2 separate regions of the Homo sapiens genome follow, and region 2 is linked to region 1. A link is a loop called in an ENCODE intact Hi-C map of the cell type or tissue named here. Cell type or tissue: endothelial cell of umbilical vein. All regions are shown on one strand. Links, peaks and the distances in the headings refer to the core of each region. The heading gives the core; the rest is flanking DNA. Region 1 overlaps PLEKHG1 (pleckstrin homology and RhoGEF domain containing G1). Region 2 overlaps PLEKHG1 (pleckstrin homology and RhoGEF domain containing G1).

Region 1 (2,917 bases), core at 188-2,687:
ACCAATGGCCCACACCCACAGTGCCGCATCTGTCAGAAGCCACCATCTCCGGGGGTCATTTTGTTCCTCAAGTGCATGTCCCTGAGCCAGTCCACCAGACATGGAGGCTTGGGGAAAGGGCAGTGAAGACCCTTTCCACCCGGCCAGGTTCTGCCCAGTTTGAGAATTTGAAACCAAGCAGGAAGGCAGAGGGAGACTAAACTCTCACCTTTATTGCTGATAAGCTGACATCGGAGATTGTGTCTCATGTCTGGGTGTGCAGCCATCCTAATACCGAACTCAGAATCGGAAACTTCCTAGATGGCAGGCTGACCTGAGCAGCCCTTCACACACGGGAGCAGACCTTGCACCTGCAGGAGGGAGGCAAAGCAGGTGCTACCAGTGGGCAGCTCTGTGCCCTGAAAGCAAGAGTGCAGCCAGATCATGCCTGCCCAGTTTTCCCTTCCTATGCATGCCAGTCTAATTCCTGAGTCCTGCCCCCAAGAGAGGCATATGCGGGTTAAAGAGAGACCAGGAGCTCCTGGAGCACCACCCACATGAGAGAACAGCAGGAGTGAGGATGAAACATGCCACACACAGCCCCACCCTTACCCCAAGACTCCTCCCTGACGTTATAGTAGGAGGTCAAGTATTTGCTACAGGGTTGGATGTCATACTTAATGCTGATGGCTTCGTGCGCATCTTAACAGTTGACAACTACATCATCACAGCTTGACACACGTTTCTTCAATTGGCATGTGTTCTTTGTGCTCAGAACCACATTAGGCCCTAAGAGACTCCAGAGAGACACATGGCCCGAGTCAACCTTATCCTCTGTAGAGGGCAGATGGGGACAGTATTTATATTTATGAAATTTAGAGAATAGTTGTCAACTCGTCATGATAGGACATTAGCAACAAACACCCATGAACGAAAGTTTGTTGTGAGCCACACTGGTCTTTAAACAGCCTTCAGGATGATTCTGGTTTTCTAGATGTGTTTCCTTTCTCAGTGAGTCCCTTTTCTTGAGAGGAGAGGGGGTGTATATTACAATAAGACAGGTTCCGGAGGGAAATGACTTCATGGGCTCACTGTTGAGCTGCTTCCCTTTGCATCTCGGGGGAAGGTGTGGTTCACCCGCAGCAGGTCCGGTGAAGGAAGCACGTGTGTGTGTGTGGAAGGGTGGCGCTGACCTCCCAGACAGGACATTACCCTTCTTCCTCTTCCTGACCACTGCTGTTCCCACAGCAGTCACGGTCATCACTTAGCTTCCTGTTGGGGAAAACCTTGGACACTGTGCATCCACCTGCTATAACTGGCAAACTAAGGATGACAGAGTGTTCAATGATGCTGTTCAACTTGAACCCTGAGTTGACACACGGACCCCTCTGCGCTAGTATCCAGGGCATAGGACGTCTGAAGGAAAGATGGAGCCATTCTTGGTGGGGCGGAAGAGGCAGGAAACTGCTGCCTGGACAAATCGTGTTCTGGGCCAAAGCATCACAGGCGAGTGAAATATGGGAATATTGAAGGGGCCTGGGATGGAGGTAAGATGGAGCGATCCTATGGTTTGGCACCTGCAGCCAGGGTGGTGGCAAGGGCAGTGGCAAGTAGTGGGTTTCATGGAAGGATAAAAGTATCAGGCAGCCTCCTCGGGCGGAGACCGCAGGTAGATGTCCCTGGCCTCTGGGACTGTCTTCACCCAACAGTCTATGTGCTGGGTACATACGCTATGCTGGGCACAAAGAAGGCTGTGGTCCATGACTTCAAGAAGCCCTCAGGCTAGTAAATTGGCATCTTCATATTATCCTTAGATCCAGGCTGACAATGTAAGCAAATGTGGAAAGCGTTAGAAAATGCAGGCTCCCTGGCACTATCTTAGACCTCATAGAACAGCCATTTCAGAGCAAGTCCTGGGAATCTCCATCCCATTAAGTGCCCCCTGAGGCTTGGGGATAGATAGTTGCGTGAGACAAACTGTAGCAAGTAAATCATCGCAACAAAGTGCGAGAAGTACTGTGATTGGCTGTTTCGGGAATGACGAATGCACAAAGGAGGTTCTCCTACGTGGGAAATCCAGGTGCGGCTTGGGGACTAGTATTTGAAATTTCAACTGGCTCCATCTGCCTACTTTCTCACATACCTCCATATGCTGTCTGGTGGCTGATGGCAGCAGCTGTGCAGGGGTTTCAGTGTCTGAATTTGGGCAGTTTGCTGTGCTTCCGAAATGGTTCTGGCCAACCCTGTGTCTCCCCTTGGACTTCTGATTGGCCCATGGGGGATGAGGATTTTTGGATCTGTGGCAGCAGTAATGATCGAGGCCTCCAAGAAGAGCACCACTAGGAGGGTGTTAGTAGATTTTTAATAGCCTTCATACCGAGTCCTTTAGATGTGTTTCTTTTCTCAGTGTGTCCCTTTTCATGGCGGGGGGTTGGGGTGTATCTTACAATAAGACAGGTTTGGGATGGGGGGAAATGACTTCATGGGCTTGCTGTTGAGCTGCTTCCCTTTGCATCTCCGGGAAAGGCGTGGTTCACCCGCAGCAGGTCCGGTTAAGGAAGCACGTGTGTGCTTTCAGCATCGCTGCGTTTTCTCTGCCACTTCACCCTAAGGATGGGGTCAAAGTTGCTTCTGCTTCTCTTGATAGAGGCTCTCTTCAACTCCCTACCACTCCTAATTCTCAGCCCTTGCAGTTTCCTGCAGTGGAACACGAAGTTCCAAAGAGATGGTTCCAGGTGAATGCACAGCTGTGTTCCCACCTCCTGATCCTGTCTCCAATGAGTGACACTGGGCCGTTCTTCAAGATCTCTCCTTAACCCCCTCTTCCAAGACAGGACCAAACCCCACACTTGAGCACTGGGCTCCCCTGCTCTCTTCCCTGATGCCACCCCACTCCCACAGGGCGTGGCCCCAGCAGAAGACAGCTTCAGCCTGTTTT
Region 2 (2,917 bases), core at 217-2,716, 84 kb after region 1:
TCCCTCACCAAACTAGGGTAAATTCTTTGATCCTCTTGGAGAATAATTGTTTTCAGTGCAAAAGTTTTAAATTGATCCTTCATAGTTGTTAACAGCAGGGTAACCATAGGTGCTGACATCAAGCCAATAAAATTAATAAGCAGCATGACAGGCTCTAATAAATTTCGTTGGTGTCCTTACACTGTCATTTCGGGCGCAGAATGAACTGTTATTATCACTGAGCTTCAAACCACTCATTTGGCTACAGATGATTACAGCTGTGAATGCAGGGCATGCTGCCTTAGTTTTCAGGAGCTAGTCTAGGGTTAAAGTATTAGATTTAAAAGATGTACTTATGATCAGTGGGGGGGAACAAGTTATGACCATACAACTTTGATCTGTTTTCTAGAGTGGTCTACAAAAATGTGGACTCCTCACGATCTGTTTTCTCAATAATTTCTGAAAACAAGCAACTTTTAAAATTTAGTTTCTCTGCCATGGACTCTGAGGTTTTTGAAACTCTTTGAGCTGGCGATGGGCCATCAGTTGTTGGATGCTGGCCATGGTTCTTTGTCTGTAACCCCAGATGAAATTCTTTAAGCCCCTTAACTCAACCTTTCTCTCACATGAAGAATTTAGTATCAGGTTTCTGCAAATGAGCAAGCTTCGCTCTTGAAGTGAGAGAAAGGATTGTTCATTCTCTCTTTAAGCCCCACTGCAGAGCCTCTGAATTCAGCCAGGTGAATGTGGCTTGCACCCTCCACCCCTGCCCCGCCCCTCATCCTGCCATGCTGTGTGTGGCTCATGCCCATCCACATCCTTCTGTTTTACCTTCTTAATTTTGTGTACAATATGCCCTCCAAAATGTCCAGCAAAGTCTTAAGCTGCTATTAAATACAGACATTCACTGCACATTGAGTATTAGTCCATCCTTTTGGACCATGTGTAATTTAACAGAAATATCAATGAATATATTTCTTTATTTTGAGGGAGTGTAGGTTTTATGTGTTGTTCAAAATGTACCATTCTTTCAATTCTGGCCTCCATTTGTTTTTCTTTTTTGGGCCTTTTTTGGGCCTGTCTGTCCTATGCAGGTACTCAAGCTCTTATGATTGTTCCATTTATAACAGTAAGGAGAATAGGCCAAGCTATTTGGGGATTTTAATGCCAACTACTTTTAAATCTTTTGAATCTAGTTTCTTACCGAGGTGACTACTTTCTTAAGAAGAAAAGTTGTTACCACAAAGCTTGTTTTGAAAAAAGGTTTATGTACATTGGTTTATGCATGACAATGATTTTAGTATGAAAGCACTAGAACGAAACCTAATTTGATGCAAACTGTGAAATGTGCCACTTGAGAAAGTTAATGATGAAAGCCTTGCCTATTTTGCATTGGAGGAACCTAAAGAACATGAGAGAATGAAGGTGGATTAATAAAAGGCGTAAGAAACAATTATCTAATGGATCTTACATTTCAGCTTCTCCTTTCTCTAGCTGCATCTAAACACGACAGTGTTTGCTGTTGGACATTGGAATGCGGCTGCGGTGCTGGGATTTTCATGGTCTGCTTGGCTTTTCACAGGGTTACTTCCTCTAAATGCTGCAGATCGCCATGTTACGTTTGGGAGGGAGCCACACTTCATTGTTCAGCCTAGGGCAAGGACTGTATTTACTTTTTATTTTACGTTATTTCAGCTGTTTTCACTTTTTTCTGTATTGTTTTCCTGCCTCCTACAGAATCCTTTTTCAAGTCTTGCTAGGGAAAGGGGAACACTCAGTTATGAACTCTTTAGCACACAAGGGGCAGAAAGCAGCTTTCCTCTTTCTCAACAGTTCAAATAACTTCTAAGCTATGTCAGTTTAACCCACTATGGGTCTCAATCCACAGCAGATCTGTTTGGGAGCTGTTTCTATGTTAAAACATACAAAATCAATTGAGAGTTTTCTGTGGCTAATTAACACAGCATAGTAAGTTATATGCTTATTTTTTTCACTTAAAAAAATAAGTTGGTATTTGAAAAAGAATTTGGTTCTATAGTTTTAACAACAGATAGTTTTGTGACTTAAGGTTATGTTTAAAACAAATTCTGTCAGTTCAGAATTTTTATTTCTGGTTTTTCACTATATGAATTTTAGAGTATGTTTTAATCATACAAATCAGTCAAAGAAAAAGCAGACGATGTGGTTATACCAAAACTGACGTTATTGGCACTATGGTCATTGTAGCCCCATCTGGGGAAGCTCTAATATATTTAGGGAGTAGACAGAATGTATACCACACTCTTTCTCTTTCCTAAAACTCTTCGTTCTATAAATAGGTGAGTATTAGGGCCAGTAATAAGAGAGCAACTGTGTACTCTCAGAGTTAATGAGCACACTAGTAAAATAATTACTTGAAACAGATATGAAAGATGCACTGGGCATAATTAAAGATGACTTGGAAAGGACAGGAGTGTTTAAGGCATCCTTCTCATTGATCTCACAGGATTACCTTGACTGCATCAGGGACCAAACAAAACTTCCCCTGGGGACCGAAGAAAGATCAGCCCTTTTTGGAAACATACAGGATATCTACCACTTCAATAGGTAAGTTAATATTCAAAAGATTGTTCTCACATACGAGCATTATGAAAATTTCTCAAATGAATGCAGCCTAAGAAACTTTACCTGTAACCCCTGACTCAGCTTCATATATTTTTGTGGGCTGTTGTGCCAAGAAGCTTTCTGCTTGGAAGTATCCTTATTTCCTTATGAGTCTCACATGTATTCCATATTCTCTCTCTCTCCATCCTCCTGGCTCAGAGAAGAAACCTATTTGCCCTGGTGGGGCAATGACATCTTTTCTTCCACAATATGACATGAACATGACATCCAAGAATATGTACTTGCTTAGTCTCCAGGATCCCCAGCTACACTGAATTTTCTATAACTTTTCTTC

What was found. Peaks named below come from ENCODE experiments on the same cell type or tissue, not always from the same donor. Only the 100,000 strongest peaks of a DNase experiment are listed, where the experiment ranks them.
Region 2: a loop joins it to region 1, with 2.1 times the contacts of the local background. A loop is called at or near these places in 5 of 110 quality-filtered maps.

What each region holds. Positions count from the first base shown.
Region 1 is chr6:150,682,357-150,685,273 of GRCh38, forward strand. The region is part of intron 2 of PLEKHG1 (pleckstrin homology and RhoGEF domain containing G1); the gene reads left to right. Among named protein-coding and RNA genes, the nearest start is that of PLEKHG1, 84 kb to the left of the region's middle. In endothelial cell of umbilical vein, for the core only: no CTCF peak of the experiment used is centred there; a DNase peak (open chromatin) is centred at 1,155; H3K27ac peaks cover 2,391 bases.
Region 2 is chr6:150,766,174-150,769,090 of GRCh38, forward strand. It overlaps PLEKHG1 (pleckstrin homology and RhoGEF domain containing G1), which reads left to right. Exons shown (of 17, transcript NM_001029884.3): 4 at 2,465-2,565. Among named protein-coding and RNA genes, the nearest start is that of MTHFD1L, 98 kb to the right of the region's middle. In endothelial cell of umbilical vein, for the core only: no CTCF peak of the experiment used is centred there; DNase peaks (open chromatin) are centred at 518 and 1,648.